Linked DNA regions of Homo sapiens: region 1 is linked to region 2. Evidence: chromatin loops called from intact Hi-C (ENCODE). Cell type or tissue: endothelial cell of umbilical vein. All regions are shown on one strand. Links, peaks and the distances in the headings refer to the core of each region. The heading gives the core; the rest is flanking DNA.

Region 1 (8,335 bases), core at 323-8,322, 61 kb after region 2:
CCCTTTCTTGGTTCTTCCTTCACAGTCACATCTCAGATCCAATCCATCACCAAGCCCTGTCCATTCATCCTCCTAAAAACGTCTTAATACAAACATTTCTCTCCATCCCTACTCCTGCCACCTAACCCACATGACCGACATCCCCCAAAACTCGTAACTGTCCCACAGCCACCCTTGCCTCACCCCAACTTGGCTTTCATGCTGCAGCCAAAGTGATGGTTTTAAAACATAAACCTCATCGTGTCAGCCTGCTTTGAAAATCTGTCTGTTGCTTTTAGGAGGAAAAGCCAAATGCTTGACTTGACTCATTAATTAGGCCCTGCAGCTCTGGCCCCATCTCTTGACACCGTCCCTGCTTGCTCACTGTGATCTGTATTATACATTGGACTTCTTTATTTTTTTCTGTAAAATTTTCAAATATCACACATATACAAGCATGTATAACATAGATACATACATTTAAAGAATAATTCTAAAACCTATACAGCCACCACCTGGGTTAAGAAATAGAACATAGCCACATCTCAGCCTCCACCTGTAACCCTCTCAGATCACACCTCCCGCTGCCCATCCCTGCCCAGAAGTAACCACCTTAAACTTCTGATCTTTTTTCTCACTTTTCTTCATATTTGACTACTTAGGGTTACACTTCTATAAAACAAAGTTTAGTTTTGCCTGTTCTGAATTTTATTTCGTTGAACTGTACTGTAGATGTTCTTGTATGACTTGCTTCTTTTGCTGTACCTCAATATCCATGCACGAAGCTATAATTCATGCATTTTCATTGACGTATAGTACTCCAGTGAGTGAATAACCATAATGAGTGCATTATTCTGTTGGTGGACATTAGGTTGATTCCAGCTTAGAGCTTTTATAAATTTGTCAATACAGCTATGAATGTTCTGGAGCTGTCCATGCTCTGAGAGCCCCATGTCCTGTCCTGCCTTGCAGCCCTCACCAAGATTTGCTTCCTTGGCTTAGGTCTCCCTCACTGCCTCCTTCCTGACCCACATCTCCTCATGCCCAGGCCTGGCTCACCTGGCTGTTGGTGCTTCTGCTGCCTCCTGCACCTCACAGAGGCTACGGGCATCACCGATCCAGCCTCTAGCACAGAACCTACATGTAGCAAGCCCTCAGCACTCATTCATGCACGTATGCATACTTGCATTCGTTCACACCTTAGCAGTTTCTCAGGACCGGTCTACGGTGCTGCAGAGGCATGGCGCAGTCCGGGGGAAGAAAATGATCCTCTCTAAGTAAATAAAGGCATCCCCCAAGACAGGAATTGCACATCCAGGAAAGCCAGCCCCACAGCTAGACACAGAAGGCTGCTGACTCTCACTGATGAGATGCACGCCCAGAGAGGATGAGCCTGGGGGTGGATCCTCCTGCTCTGAACCGCTCAAATTCCTCCCTCTCCCACCTCTCTCATTAGCCTCTGTGATGAGGGTTGCAAAGGGCTCTTCAGCTGCTTAAAGTGAAGGAAGAAATGGAAATTGCTTCAAAAGAAAAGGAAGGAAAGCAGCTAGAGAACACTGCCAAACACTTGGTGTGATAACCAAGGGTTTTCAAATGATGACTGAAACTGGCTTTCATTTTGATCTTCCATTTCTGATAATCTAACAGATCATTAGAAGAAAATCAAGTCCATCCTCACGGTCGAAGATGAACCTGGCACTGCTGTAGCACTCTTCCCACTTTACCACCTCTTCCTCCACACTTTTTTCCTCAAGAAAAAAAAAGAAACCCTTTCAGCTTACACATATTGTTCAGTTTATTTAACTACATTCAGATTGGATATTTTCCATGTCAAATACTTTCTTAGGAATAAGCAACATATTCCTTCTCTCCAAATTAAGAACTTCTCACTGCTTTGTAGGTTTAAAAACATCCAACTGAAAACTCCCTTTTATGGATGAAAAAAAAAAGTACGGAGAGTGGGAATCTCTGCCCTATTTATGGTGATAAATGCCAGAGCCAAATTTACCCCCAAGAGTCTCGCTCCAGGGTCCCAACCCTCACCCACTCCACTCTTCTACTCTACATTGAAAACCAGAGTACATCTCTATTCCTGCTGCCCCAGGGACTCTCTCTACCCTACGACACCATTCTCATTGCACACAGAGCTTTAAGCATAGATGCTAGAAATAAACTGAACATTCTCCAATAGGGAGGTAAACTCTGGTCCAGTCATTGATGAAAATGATGTTCAAGAAGAGTTATAAATGAGAAAGGGGCAATAACTGCCTTATAAAAGGGAGAAAAATAGGCCAGGTGCCATGGCTCACACCTGTAATCCCAGCACTTTGGGAGGCTGAGGCGGGTGAATTGCCTGAGGTCAGGAGTTCAAGACCAGCCTGGCCAACATGGTGAAACCCCGTCTCTACTAAAAATACAAAAATTAGCCAGGCGTGGTGGTGGGTGCCTGTGATACCAGCTACTCGGGAGGCTGAGGCAGGAGAACCACTTGAACCTGGGAGGCAGAGGTTGCAGTGAGCTGAGATCGTGCCACTGCACTCCAGCTTGGGCAACAGAGTGAGACTCCATCCCATAAAAAAGGAGAAAAATAAAAACAGCATACCAAAATTACACAGACAGTATGGCTTCAACTATAAATGACAGGAGAAGATTATACTATTTTTATTAAGTAAAAAGTTAATCAGGTTAGCTCTGGGTGGCTGACTTTGAGGGAGATGTCATGCTATGCACTTTTCAGTACTTCCCAATTTTTCCACAATAAGCACACATTACTTTCATAATGAGGAAAACATTTTAATACGAAATGGGCAGCAGGGAAGCAGCATCTGTCTTCTCCACCCCAAAACGCCCCTTTGGAACTATGATGGGTGGTCCTGACCCACCACTTGTGCCTCCCCAGCTCCACCCAACCCTGTCACCTGCTTCCTGCCTCCATACTTCCTCTCCCAAGCCTACTTATATATTCTTACTTATCCAAGCCCAAGCTAGTGCAAGCCCCACCTTCTTTATGTTCTTCAAGAAGCTTGTCTTGACCATTCCCAGCCAACTATTAGGTTAAACCATATGACATTGCCATTCTTGTATTCCAGAAGTTGTCTACTATCAGTGATTTCATATGACTCAATCTAGTCCTTGGCTCACCAGGTCTTCTTATGAAACTTCAGCCTGTTCTCCAGTCTGGAACACATAACTGCAAATGGGGAATTTTCTGTCTTGGACTCTCTCTTGTCTCATGTGAGATCCTGCTTTAAGTCACTCTTCTTTGTACATTGGCTTACTTTATATTCATTCTGGTTGTGAACATTATTGAAAATAAAGTCACCGCCTCACTGACCATAGACCTTCCTTACCCATAAGCACCTGCTTGGGTTCTGCGCTTGGCCCTGGAGATAGAGACATGAGACCCTGCCCCAAAGTTTACAGACAGAGAACAGGCCTTGGATAGGCATGAACCCAACCAGGGAATGCTAACGCCTTGCAGGCACCCATCTCTTTCATGTGCTAAATATCTGCACGTCTGTTCTCTTGCAGGGCGAGAGCTAGACAGACCTGGCTTTAAATCTCAGTCTGTCTCTCATAAGCAGGTGGACTTGGCCATGCCACTCAACCTCTCCAAGCCTCGATGTCCTCATCTATAAAATAGAGGTAGTCATAGCCCCTACTGCAGATCCTACGTGAGGACTAGCTGGGACTATATGTGAACATTTACTACCATGCTATACACGGTCAGCACCCAAGAAACACTCCCCTGTGAACCAGGCAGAGCAGAAACTATTATTCCCCTTTTTTTCTAATGAAGAAACTGAACTCCAGAAAGTCTAAGTGACTTTTCTGAGACCAAGGTGGAGCTGATACTAAAACCTTGGTCTCCTAAGCCCAGCATGTGCTGTGTTCTGGGCTAACAACTGCTGATTCTAAAAGCACACGAACATTTAAGGTTCACTGGTGCAACTCCTAAGGAAATTTCCAAACACATTTGCTACCTCATCACTACCTGGAATAACTTTGGAAGGGCCCACAAAGAATTCAGCACTGCCATTTCCCCGTAATGGTGACTGACTGGCCATATGCTCATCTAGTTTCCCATCTACTCCACCCACGGCAAGAGGGAGAGCATGCCTACCTGCCGGCAGAGGGGCTCGGCTCCTGTCTGATGGCCCTGTGGAATGACACTCTCACATCAGCTCAGGAAATTCTTCCCCATACATCTTGGAAATGGTTCCCTCTCAACAGACTTCCCACAAATAAGGCTTTTGCTGATTACTTCTGACTTAATGCTTAAACGTTTTCAACGGAAGAGAGTTGTCTGGTTTTACTTCTTGCACATAAAATAATGCACTTATCATTAGTCATCTCCTTCCTGCTCACACTTGAAAATGTATGCACATTTTTCTCATTTGCTATCATCTGAAACCTGAGACCTTTCAAGGTATGGGGAACGCAATGTATCTTGAAGTCAGGAACCTCAGACAAGTTGTGGCTTTTTATAGCCTCCAACGATAATAGGATGACAGTTCGGTTCTTCACTTTTTGAAAATATGATGAAATTTCTGGCTTTTGCTCCAGAAAAAAAATACACATATACACAAAATCACAGATACCTTTCAAGACTTCATGCATTCCAGATAGAAAAACAACTCCATAACAAACCTGCTCATGGACCCCCGACCCTGAAATAAAAGTTGGAAAAAAAAAAAAGGTTTCGAATACTGTGCCAGGGACTAAGAATAAAGACTGTGACACATTCATTAGAGGAGAGGAAAAAAAATCACACACAAAAACAAGCTCAAATTTCTTTTCCTTTTTTTTGTTTTTTGTTTTTTGTTTTTTGGAGACTGAGTCTCCCTCTGTTGCCTAGGCTGGAGAGCAATGGTGTGATCTCAGCTCACTGCAACCTCTGACTCCTGGGTTCAAGCGATTCTCCTGCCTTAGCCTCCTGAGTAGCTGGGATTACAGGGATGTGCCACCATGCCTGGCTAATTTTTATATTTTTAGTAGAGATGGGGTTTTACCAAGTTGGCCAGGCTGGTCTTGAACTTCTGACTTCATGTGATCCACCGCCTAGGCATCCCAAAGTGCTGGGATTACAGGTGTGAGCCACCGTGCCTGGCCTCAAATTTCTTGACATTCAAGGCCATAAACCTCCGGCTTTGGGTTTCCATCTAGCTCCCACCTTCCTCTCTCCTAATACACTCCATGCACCCATCCCTCCTGCCTACCTGAACTCCTCGAGGCTCCCCCAACAGAGCCTTGTGCCTTTGTTTTCTTCACTAGGGACCTCCTTCCCCTCATTTTCATATTTCAAATCCTACTCACGCTTTAAACCTCAGGTCAAGTGCCACCTCCTTGTCAGTTTTTAAAAGTTCTTCCCATCAGGAAATAACCTCTCCCCACACCTGCCTCTCTTGGCAATTTGTCTTTATGCTTGCAGTACTTAGCACATTCCACCTTACAGATATTGATGCGTGGGTCTTGCCACCCCTACTGGCTGGCGATCTAATTCACTTCTGCAGTCTTCCCCTGACACACAGTAAGTGCTCAATAAACACTCGAGATAAATAAATATCTGTTTCTCTAATCCACACATGGTACAAATGAAATTCAAATAAGTATGCAAATATTCATTTCTCTGTGACCCAGACTTTTTTATTTATGTAAAATCTTCAAAGGTGCTTGGGGTCAATGTGTGCTGGTCTGCAGGGTCAGGGTTCCTGATTGAACTCTCATGTATTAGTCTGTTTTCACACTGCTATAAAGAACTACTTGAGACTGGGTAATTTATGATGAAGAGGTTTAACTGACTTAGAGTTCTGCAGGCTTAACAGCAAGCATGACTGGGAGGCCTCAGGAAACTTACAATCATGGCGGAAGGCAAAGGGGAAGCAAGGACCTTCTTCACAAGGTGGCAGGAAAGAGAGAGAAGCGGGAGCTGCCACACAGTTTTAAACCATCACATCTCATGAGAATTCACTCGTTATCACGAGAACAGCATGGGGGAAACTGCCCCCATGATCCAATCCCCTCCCACCAGGTCTTGTGGGGATTACAATCCGAGATGAGATTTGGGTAGGGACACAGAGCCAAACCATATCACCTCAGGAATCAATTGAGCCCAGAATTTCAACTGGAGGTCAGCAGTGCACACATGAATGGGCCATTCAGCAGGATAGCGGATGATTCTTCAGGAAGAATCTATTCTCCAGTCAGAAAGATCATGTTCTGTGCTTACGACAGCATGCTTAGTTTAGATAGTTAAGAACTCCTCTTCGTTATTTTTGAGGGGACTTCAATAAGAGGTGCCACCAATTTAAGGGGCAGGGTTCTGGGTCTGGAGAATTTCTGATTAATATTTCTCTAATCTTCTCCAGGATTGGACAAAGCTACATTCCTTGGTTGTACGACAAGGCCCAGCCACAAAACAGAGTCCACTGGGAGATTCCTTGTTTTCTGTTCTCTGAGAATGTTTCAACTTTATTCTAGATTCTACATAGAATCTACCGGATTTGGGGATTCATCTATTGGCACCAAACATGGCACAGGGCCCAAGAGATGTGCTTGGAGACAAGGTAAGAAGTAAAGCCTGAGTGCCCAATAAAACCTTTAGTGGACAAACACTTCCGAATTAGGACCACAGCTGCTTGGCAGGCTGACTCCTCTCTTTACAGCAAACCTGGTTGTTAGGGTGATAGGAAGTAATGAAATGGGGAGAGGATTGTGAAATGTTACATGGAAAAAGGGGCTTCTGGGCCATATATAAGTCATGTTCCAAATATATACCTCTGAATAAGAGGAAAGCAGTCCATAACCCAGCTCCCAGGCATTGCGTGGCATCATGATATCAATAAAACCCCCTCCGATTTCTCCAAGCCTGTCTCTGTCTTCATTTATATTACACTGGGGTCCTGAATGGCTATGATTCTTGAGAAAGGAGTCCAGTTCCCTGAAATATCTATGTTCAGGAGAAGGAGCCCAATACTAGTAAAATGGGTCCCCTCGAGCCCAAAATTAATCAATTGATGGAACAAGCATCTTGCTTTAAAAATAATTGAGATTGCAATTTATTTACTTCTGCCTCTGACAGAAGTTTTAAAAAGAAAGACTTAGGCTGCCCTAATACCTTGAGTGAAAGAGGAAATTTTCCGTTGATTATTCTTATTTTTTTCCCATACCTTCAAAGTTAAGCTTTGAATGTGAAATGGAAACTGGAGACCAACACAGCCTCATGGCCAGGCAAACATTGGTGTAGGAGTCAGGCCCAGGACCCAGGTTCCAGTCTATCTCTTACTAGCTTTGGGACTTGGGGCAAGTTTCTTACCTCCCTCCAGCATAGCTTCCCCATGTATGATTCAGTGGGGCAGAACCATTATGTCCACAACTCAAACAGCTTGCCTCAACAGCTGGTGACTTATTTGTCACCATGAGCATGATTTTAAAGGAAAGCCTGATTGACCACTTGGTGACCCTAAGAACTAGCTGTTGTCTAATGCTCTCAGATTCCATGGGCCTTTCTCACACGTGTCATTTCATATCATGACCATGACAATCCAGCCAAGGAGGTACCTGGATTTCCATTTTACAGACATGATTAGGCCAAAGTGACTTTACCACCAAGCCCAGGGTGCCATGATCAGAGATTGAGAACATTATCCCAGGCCTGGCTGATACCAAGTCTATTGTCTTGCCAGGACACAGGCCGCTCCTCTGTCAGTGATGCTTCAGCGGGAGATTTTTTTTTTTTTTTTTTTTTTTTTTTTTTTTTGAGAGGAGTCTTGCTCTGTCGCCCAGGCTGGAGTGCAGTGGCTCCATCTTGGCTCATTGCAACCTCCGCCTCCCGGGTTCAAGCGATTCTCTTGCCTCAGCCTCCCGAGTAGCTGGGATTACAGGTGCCCACCACCAGGCCCAGCTAATTTTTGTATTTTTAGTAAAGATGGGGTTTCACCATGTTGGCCAGGCTGGTCTCGAACTGCTGACCTTGTGATCCACCCGCTTCGGCCTCCCAAGGTTCTGGGATTACAGGCGTGAGCCACCGCGCCCAGCCTCAGAGGGAGGTTCTTGAACCAGGGAACTGACCAGCATGATGAGTTCTAAGGTCTGGGCTTTTAGCAATAAATGAGGAGTCTGGATAAAAACAGGAGTTCTAAAAACTTCTCGTAGCAAAAAAGATCCCCTCGCTTCAAAGGAAATCTAATGTAGAATGCCAACATATGAAATAGATCCTTGTAGCATCCCTCTGGTTGAAAAAGAGACGGCATCCACCCAAATGTCCATCAACTGACAAATGAATACTAAATGTGGTCTATCCATCTCTTGGAATATTATTCAGCTGTAAAAAGGAATGAAGTACTGACACAAGCCA
Region 2 (8,335 bases), core at 301-8,300:
AGAGACAGGGTTTCACCATGTTGGCCAGGCTGGTCTTGAGCTCCTGACCTCAAGTGACCTGCCTCAGCCTGCCAAAGTGCTGGGATTACAGGCATGAGCCACCATGTCCGGCTCCATTCTTCCATTCTTAAAACCTGCTGTCACCACCCCCACCCCCACAGAGAGAAAAGCTGGGACGCTAGAAAGGGAGAGACGGTGCTTGGGAAAAAGGAGGCTGGGGAGCCCTGTTCTCAAGTGAGGGGCCAGGAGGCACTGCTGCTGCCTCTTTGGCCCTGAAAAGGGGATGTGGGGGCTTCAGGCAGATGGGGTAACCCCACTGGCTGCAATAGGGATAGCAGAGGTGGCTGAAGTGGAACAGGGAGCCAGGACAGGAAACCATAGGCCCAAGGGAATGACAGGCCTGAGAGGGTGGGGCAGGGCCAGGCCTGGAAGGCAAAATGGCTGCCAGTGTGGGGGCTCTGGCAATGCAGGGTCCTAACGCTCCCACCACAGAGCAACCCAAGGTCAAGTGCTTGATGGCCGTGTGTCCACCGATGGGCCAGGCACGGTGGGCTCCCTGGGCATGGCACTTAATGGGAGCAGGTCATTCTGGCCATCTCCATCAGTGCAGCAGCATGATCACCACTCACTGCAGCCTCAAACCTCTGGGATCAAGCGATCCTCTTGCCTCAGCCTCCTGAGTGGCTAAGACTACAGCCACATACATGGTTTAGACTTCACGCAACACATCCACGTGTGCAGCTGAGGAATGTGGTGAGATGCATGTCTGGCCAGCTGCTGGGCAGGGAAGGAGCCATAAGCACCCTCTCCTTGTCCTCATGCCTGCTTCTGTTGCTGGGTGCCCTTCTTCTTTGCCTGGCTCCTGATAACTCGGGAAATCTTGGCATTGCAGAGGGGCCCTCTCCTGCTCCATCAGCCCCTGTGCTCATCAGACCTGAGCCCCTGTCAGGGGCCATGCTGTGTCAATGAGCTGCTTACATCACCTCCTCCCTGGGCCCCTCTGCTCCAGCTCTGCTGGCCACCTTGCAGCTCCTTGAACTTGCCAGGCACAACTCCGTCTCAAGGCCTCTGCACTTGATGGCTGCCCTGCCTGGAGAGCTCTTCCTCCCTCAGCTTGCTCCCTCTATCCTCTGCGTGTTTACTCAACACCGCCTTCTCAATAAGCCCTGCCCTAAACACTCTTTATGCACTTCTCTGCTTTATTTTTTCTGTCTTAATACTTATCACCTATTAATTCACTCTGTGTGTGTGTGTATGTGTGTGTGTATATATATATACATATATATATATATATATATATATACACACACACACACATTTAGAGACAGAGTCTCAGTCTTTCACCCAAGCTGGAGTGCAGTGGCACAATTAAAGCTCACTGCGGCCTTGAATGCCTGGGCTCAAAAGATCCTCCTGCCTCAGCCTCCCAAGTGGTTGGGACTACAGGTGCACCACCATGCCCAGCTAATTTATTTTTATTTTTTGTAGAGACAGGGTCTTGCTATGTTGCCCAGGCTGGTCTTGAACTCCTGGCCTCAAGCAATCCTCCTGCCTCAGTCTCCCAAAGTGCTGAGATTACAAGCATGAGATACCTTGCCAGGCCCACCCTATATTTTAATTAATTTTTTCCTCCATTTTCTCCCTTCTTCTATCCCACCACCACTAGAACGTAAGCTCCATGACATTTGGGTTTTTGTCTGTTTCATTCTCTGCTACATTCCCAGTGACTAAAGACAGTGCCACGTGCATATCACATGCTTGGTAAACACATGTTGAATGACTAAATTTAAAAATTACCCTTCCAAATGTCTCTTAGGAGTTTTACATTGTATCTTATTTAACTCTGTCAATAACCCTATGCAGTAGACACTATTTCCCCCACTTTATGGAGGAAGAAACAGTAGCCAATGAGTGACAAGAATGGCTCAAAAAGTACTTATGCCTAGTAAGTGAGATTTGAAACCAGGACAGCCTCTCTAATGCCTGTGTTTATTACACTCTCCACATCACACAAGGGTGTCTCCTAATAGTCCCAATGGCCTCTGGACCTAAATTTAGCATTTAACTAGAGCATCTTGCCTTTAGTGAGGGTCTGTTGCTCCTAGTTCTCAAGCGTCTTTATTTTGCCTCTTCTCTTGAAAGACAGGTTCATAGAGTACATAATTCTAAGTTTTCAGTTATTTTCTCTGAGCACTCAAACAGATTTCACTGACTTGTGAATTGCATTGTTACTGTTGCGAAGTCAGCTGTCAGTCTTAATTACCACTGTGTGTTAGCACATAATCTGCCTTGTATCTCTGGTAGCTTTTATGATCTTTTCTTTGTCTTTGTTATTTAGCAGTTTCACAGTATATCTACCCGTGGATTTCTTTTTATTTTGCTTGAAATTCAGTGGGCTTCCTGTCAAAGATCATTGATGTCTTTCGTTTCTATTCTCATTGGAAAATTCTCAGCCTTAACGTCTTTGAATATCAACTCTCTACCTTCTTTCTATTATCTCCTTCTGGAACTCCCATTGGATGTATGACCTTCTTATTCTATCCTACATTCTTAAAATTCTTCCATTGTGTTTCCCATCTCATTATTTGTTTGTGCTAAATTCTGACTAATTTCTTCAAATGTATCTTTCAGTTGTTTATCAGGTCTCTAATTTATTTTTAAGTGAGTCTAATCTGCCATTAAACCCACTGAGTTCCTATTTTATTTTTATTTGCTTATTTATTTTTGAGATAGGGTCTCACTCTGTTGCCCAGACTGGAGTGCAGTGGTACTATCACGGCTCACTGCAGCCTCAACCTCCTGGACTCAAGTGGTCCTCCCGCCTCAGCCTCCTGAGTAGCTGAGACTACAGGTGTATAGAGATGGGGTCTCACCATGTTGCCCAGGCTGGTCTTGAACTCCTGGACTCAAGAGATCCTCCCACCTTAGCCTCCCAAAGTGCTGGGATTACAGGAGTGAGCCACCACACCCTGCCTGGTATTTCAACCTCTTTGTGGCTACTGTAAATGGGATTGTGCTCTTGATTTGACTCTCAGCCAGGATATTATTGGTGTATAGAAAATACTACTGATTTTTGTATACTGATTTAGTATCCTGAAACTTTACTAAAATTGTTTATCAGTTCTTAGTAGCCTTTTAGCAGAGTCTTTAGGGTTTTCTAGGTATAGAATCACATCATCGGTGGAGAGAAATAGTTTGACTTCTTCTTTGCCTATTTGGATGCCTTTTACTTTTTTTTCTTGCCTGATTGCTCTGGCTAAGACTACCCTTTGGATCTTCATTGGTAGGAATTCTTAGTGTTCCAGGCTTAAAGTTCATTTTGTCAGAGAAGAACTGTGTTTGCTTCTGTCATGTGTCTGGGAACACCAACAACTTAGAACAGCTTTGAACTAAATTATAAGTATTCTGTTTTTCAAGTCACACAGATAATGTGAATTCCAACTCCAAACTCTTGTGAGATTGGGCTTATGGCTCTTAAAGAAGACACTGTCTTTCCCTCCCCCGAGAACCAAGGCCAACACTGGTAAGTATCCCTATATTGCCCTGCGGGATGGGTTTTTCCTGGTTCACTCGCTGAGAATGTGATCTTTCAGTGGTCCTGGTTTTATGTGGGAGTTTCCAATCTAATTTCCCTCATTGTTGGGTCTCTAGACTTTGTTTCTTGTCTCCATGTGGCCCCAAGGTCTAGGCCACAAGGGATTGTCAGATGCTTGCACGGAAACCCCAGTTTCAACACCTGTTCACTCCCTCTGAAGCTGTGTTTCCTCATTACTTTGTGTTTTCTCATTGCTTCTGGCTTCTGATAATTTTTTTGTACTTTCCTGCCAGCACATTCCTACATTAAATTTTTTATTTTTTATTTATTTATTTTTTAGCCAGCATGTACTGGGGAGTTTCTTCAGATATCTAATCTGTAATATTGTTAGACACAGAAGATCTATTGTGTGATCACACAAAAATTACTTTCATTGCTTTTCTCTCTTTATAAAAATAATATATATCCTCTATAAAGAAAAAATAAAACCATGGGCAATCAAGATGAAAATAAAAACCATTTCTCATCCTACAGCCCAGAAGCAACCAGTGAACACTTTGGTGCCTATCCTTCCTTATCTATATAAAATAGATCCTCCGTATTTGTTATTTTGAAAGCTTTTTCCTCCACCCAAACTATGATGAACATATTTTCCTGGACTTCACTATTCTTTAAGAACATCCTTTTAAGTTACCAGAGTGCACAGGTGTGCCATGATGGAGGTGGTTTTGAATAAAAGTCTGCCTGACTCCTGAGTTCTTACTTTTTCCATTGTTCTGTGCGAGGCATTTCCCTCTAAGCATTAGCTAAACCAGAGTAGTTAGGAACCTTGGAGAAAAAGATGTTTCTCACAGACTGTTTCAATTCCCTGTGTCCCACTTTAGGCTTAGTGTGTCTTTAATTGTGTGCAGCTGGGTTTATGCTTGATCTGTTTAGCCTGGAGTTTCTACCGAGTTGTTTTTTTTTTTAAAGGTCCTTAATGGGATGTTGACGGGTTTATCTCACTCTCCTTTTTCGTGCCTGTACTGAGTTTGAGTAAGTCATCAGCAAGCCCTCCATTTATGTGTTTTTAGTGGAGTCCAGATGCTTCTTTTCTGACGCAGATGGGAGTTAAACAGCAGACCCAGGGCCACAGGAATGGTCAGTGGCCACAGGAATGGTCAGCCATGCCATTCTCTGTGGACTTCTAGTTCGTCATTGTAACACGTGTTGGGAAACTCTAGAGCCTTTTCTGCTCTGACATTCAGCAAGCATTTTCTCTCTCTCACAGAGTCACAGGTTATCAGATGGGGGATATCTGCAGGTTCTACACTATAGACTATATCATCTACCCCTGGGACTCTTATCTCAAATGAGCCCAGCTGCTTGGGGGCTTTCCTATGACTACTGTAACCACATTTCCTTATCCAGAAGTTCAGACACATTCTCTGATGGCCTCGGTCCAAAGGTAATAGTCACAATGGGCCAACTCTCAGAGGCCTGCAATGTACCTGAAACTGCACTGTATTTCACATAGATCCTCTAATCCTCATACCACGCCTGCAATGCAACAGGCTCCCTATTTTACAGACAGAAAAACTAAAGATTAAAGAGAGGAGCTTGCCCAGCATCACAACAAATAGGAGAGTCAGGATTGGAGCCCGAGTCCCACTCTTTCCATCCTGCCGTACTGCTTTTTGCTCTTGGGTTTTTTAGAACACAGAAATTCTGAGGGCATGGGAAGAACACTTAGCTAAATCTTTGGCAGTCCCCAGGGCTTGGCTGAAAAGTACCTATCATATGTATGGCAAAGCTGGATGGCACTGGTAAAAGCAGCACCTGTTTTAAACTCAAAACTGGGTTCACATCCCAACTCTGTCACTGAGATGCTGTGTGACTTGGGCAAGTTCACTTAACTCTTCAGATCTTCTGTTTTCTTATCCTTAAAATGAAGGTAATACCTCCCTTGTAAGGTTGTTGTGAAGATTAGGTGAGATTTTATATAAATATATACATGTAACGTATGAATATGAGATTACATGTATTTATTTTTATGCACATTATTTTTTATAAAATGTTTTAAACACTCATTTTACACACACAGATATCCCATAGGCGCCCAGTGGCTGGTATAAGGCAGTCACCAACCTCTCTGGTTCTGCCACGTCTATACTTCGTGAATCTGTCAGTAAAAGCAAATCGGATGGTACAATTAAAAGGATTAGGTAAATGTAAAGTATTGAAAGAAAATATTGAGGTGTATCTTTTCTTCTGTGCTTTGAATGGAGTGACATTTATCTTGTTATTTTATAGCTGGGAGTTTGCAGGGTTTTCCAGCTCAGCTCAGGGATACCAAATACAACGTGGGTTAAATATACAAGCCAACTCAGCTTCATGCCCGGGCTAAGCCTGTCCATGAAACATAAACCGCGTTAATTCCCATATTCATGACAGAGTTCTCTTGGGGGAACAGCATTTGGAGAAAATACTAACAACTAAAACTATTTCCACATTTCATAATGATCATCCAAGGGACATCTGCAACTGTGTGGCTTTGATACATTCTTTTTTTTTTTTTTTTGAGACGGAGTCTCGCTCTATCGCCAGGCTGGCATGCAGTGGCACGATCTTGGCTCACTGCAACCTCCGCCTCCCGGGTTCAAGCCATTCTCCTGCCTCAGCCTCCTGAGTAGCTAGGACTATAGGCACGCACCACCACGCCCAGCTAATTTTTGTATTTTTAGTAGAGACAGGGTTTCACCGTATTAGCCAGTATGGTGTCAATCTCTTGACCTCGTGATCTGCCCGCCTCGGCCTCCAAAAGTGCTGGGATTACAGGCGTGAGCCACCACGCCCAGCCCAATACATTCCTACATGTTTAATGTGTGGCCCATCTGGAGCCACACCAGCGGATTCAGCCCTGTTGGAGCCTTGAGCCAGTCCAGGCCCAACAATCGCCTTTGCCCTGGTGGTGTTCCTTCTGATTTAAGTCTGGAATCCTCACACATAAGAGAAACCTCAGGCTCTAGTAGCTACCGACCCCATCCTCATGGAGCCAGGTCAATTTCTTCCAACTGGGCTTCTGCCCTTGTTCCTGGTCGGTACCTTGTTTTCCACAAGGGAGACAACCTGACCAGGATCCCTGCCCGTTTGACTGGCCCCTGCCATGCCCTTGTTTCCTTTTTCTACCAAGGCAACAGGTGTTAGTCCCCACAGATAACCTTCGTGCTATCTGGGTCCAGCCGTGAATAACCTGAGCTCATGAAACCATGAGGCCACCAGCGTCTAGTTGCCAGTATTGACTCATGTATGGACGTCGATGCTCCTTTTGCCATTTTGGACCCACAGATATGGACACAAACAAATCCAAGTTTGTTTTGTCATGTTCTTTCACTTTGAAAAGCTCAGCTAACTTTCTGGATTGTTCCCCAGGCCCTCAGAACGTGCTGGCCTATGCTGTACATTGCTCACTAGTGGTGATCCAAGTTGCGGGGGTTCTCTGTAATATCACTGGTTCTAATATTGTAATATTATATCTCTCTGTAGAAGACATGAAAATGAAAAATATAGAACTATATAGGCAAGAGAACAAAACTCTCATATGTAATCTCACTATCCAGAAATTATCACTTTTAGTATTTTGATAAATCCCTTTCCACTCCTCTTGGATGCACATAATATTTTCACATAGCTGAAGTCACACTATACATACAATTTTAAAACCTGATTTTACATTTAACTTTTTTTTTTTTTTTGAGACAGAGTCTTGCTTCGTCACCCAGGCTGGAGTGAGATGGCACGAACTCGGCTCACTGCAACCTCCATCTCCAGGGTTCAAGCTATTCTCATGCCTCAGCCTCCTGAGTAGCTGGGATTACAGGCACACATCATCAAGCCTGGCTAATTTTTTGTATTTTTAGTAGAGACGAGGTTTCACCATGTTGCCCAGGCTGGCCTTGAACTCCTGAGCTCAGACAATCTGCCTGTCTCAGCCTCCCAAAGTGCTAGGATTACAGGCATGAGCCACTGCACCCAGCCATTTAACATTTTATTATAAGCATTTTTGCCATATCACCAAGTTTACCTATAGACATCATCTTTAATGACAGAATGACAATCCCTCAAGCTAACCCATATTTACATTGTTTCTAATTTGTCACTGCTTGGATGAACCTATTTGTGCAAAAAAATCTTTCTCATAATTTTGGATTATGTCTTTGGTGCAAATTCCTAGAAGTGAAATTTCTAAGTCAACAAGTGTGAACATTTTAAGGCCCTTGATATACAATCTGGCTTTAGTCTATGACTTTGTGAGTTGTTAAAGAATAAATTCATAGTCACCAATTCAAAGATTTTTCATCTATAATCTTTTGTTTGCCATGAAGTTAACTACTGAGATCACAATAAAATAGGGTGATACTTTTTCTATTAATTTCAACACAAATATGGGCTTAAAAATATTTCACACAGGAGTATGGGAAACTGGAAGTAATGAGATTAGGCAATATTTTCAAATGACCTGCAATCACTTTCCTAATAACAGGAAATTGTCATGAAGATTTGTATCTCTAATTATTTTTTAGACTCTTCTCCTCAAAGCTATGAATCTGAATCTGAGTCAGCAGCCTAAACAGCCAGAATTGGAAACAGTGAACTCTATTTCTGAGTTTCTTGAGTAGCATGGGAACTTGGGATGTCAGCTGCTCAGATCCATTTATGTAATAATTTTTAAAAAAAAAAAAATCTGTCTTCTCCATGAACCCTCCCCTGATCCCTCCAGGCAGAATCAATCACTCTTCCTTCTCTGCCCTGCTCATCACC

What was found. A loop is a pair of places that touch in the nucleus more often than their neighbours do. Peaks named below come from ENCODE experiments on the same cell type or tissue, not always from the same donor. Only the 100,000 strongest peaks of a DNase experiment are listed, where the experiment ranks them.
Region 1: a loop joins it to region 2, with 3 times the contacts of the local background. A loop is called at or near these places in 4 of 110 quality-filtered maps.

Annotation. Positions count from the first base shown.
Region 1 is chr9:121,959,506-121,967,840 of GRCh38, forward strand. The region is part of intron 6 of TTLL11 (tubulin tyrosine ligase like 11); the gene reads right to left. Among named protein-coding and RNA genes, the nearest start is that of TTLL11, 130 kb to the right of the region's middle. In endothelial cell of umbilical vein, for the core only: no CTCF peak of the experiment used is centred there; a DNase peak (open chromatin) is centred at 4,356; H3K4me3 peaks cover 301 bases; H3K27ac peaks cover 2,239 bases.
Region 2 is chr9:121,898,101-121,906,435 of GRCh38, forward strand. All of the region lies in intron 6 of TTLL11 (tubulin tyrosine ligase like 11), which reads right to left. Among named protein-coding and RNA genes, the nearest start is that of TTLL11, 190 kb to the right of the region's middle. In endothelial cell of umbilical vein, for the core only: no CTCF peak of the experiment used is centred there; DNase peaks (open chromatin) are centred at 4,851 and 8,111; H3K27ac peaks cover 1,386 bases.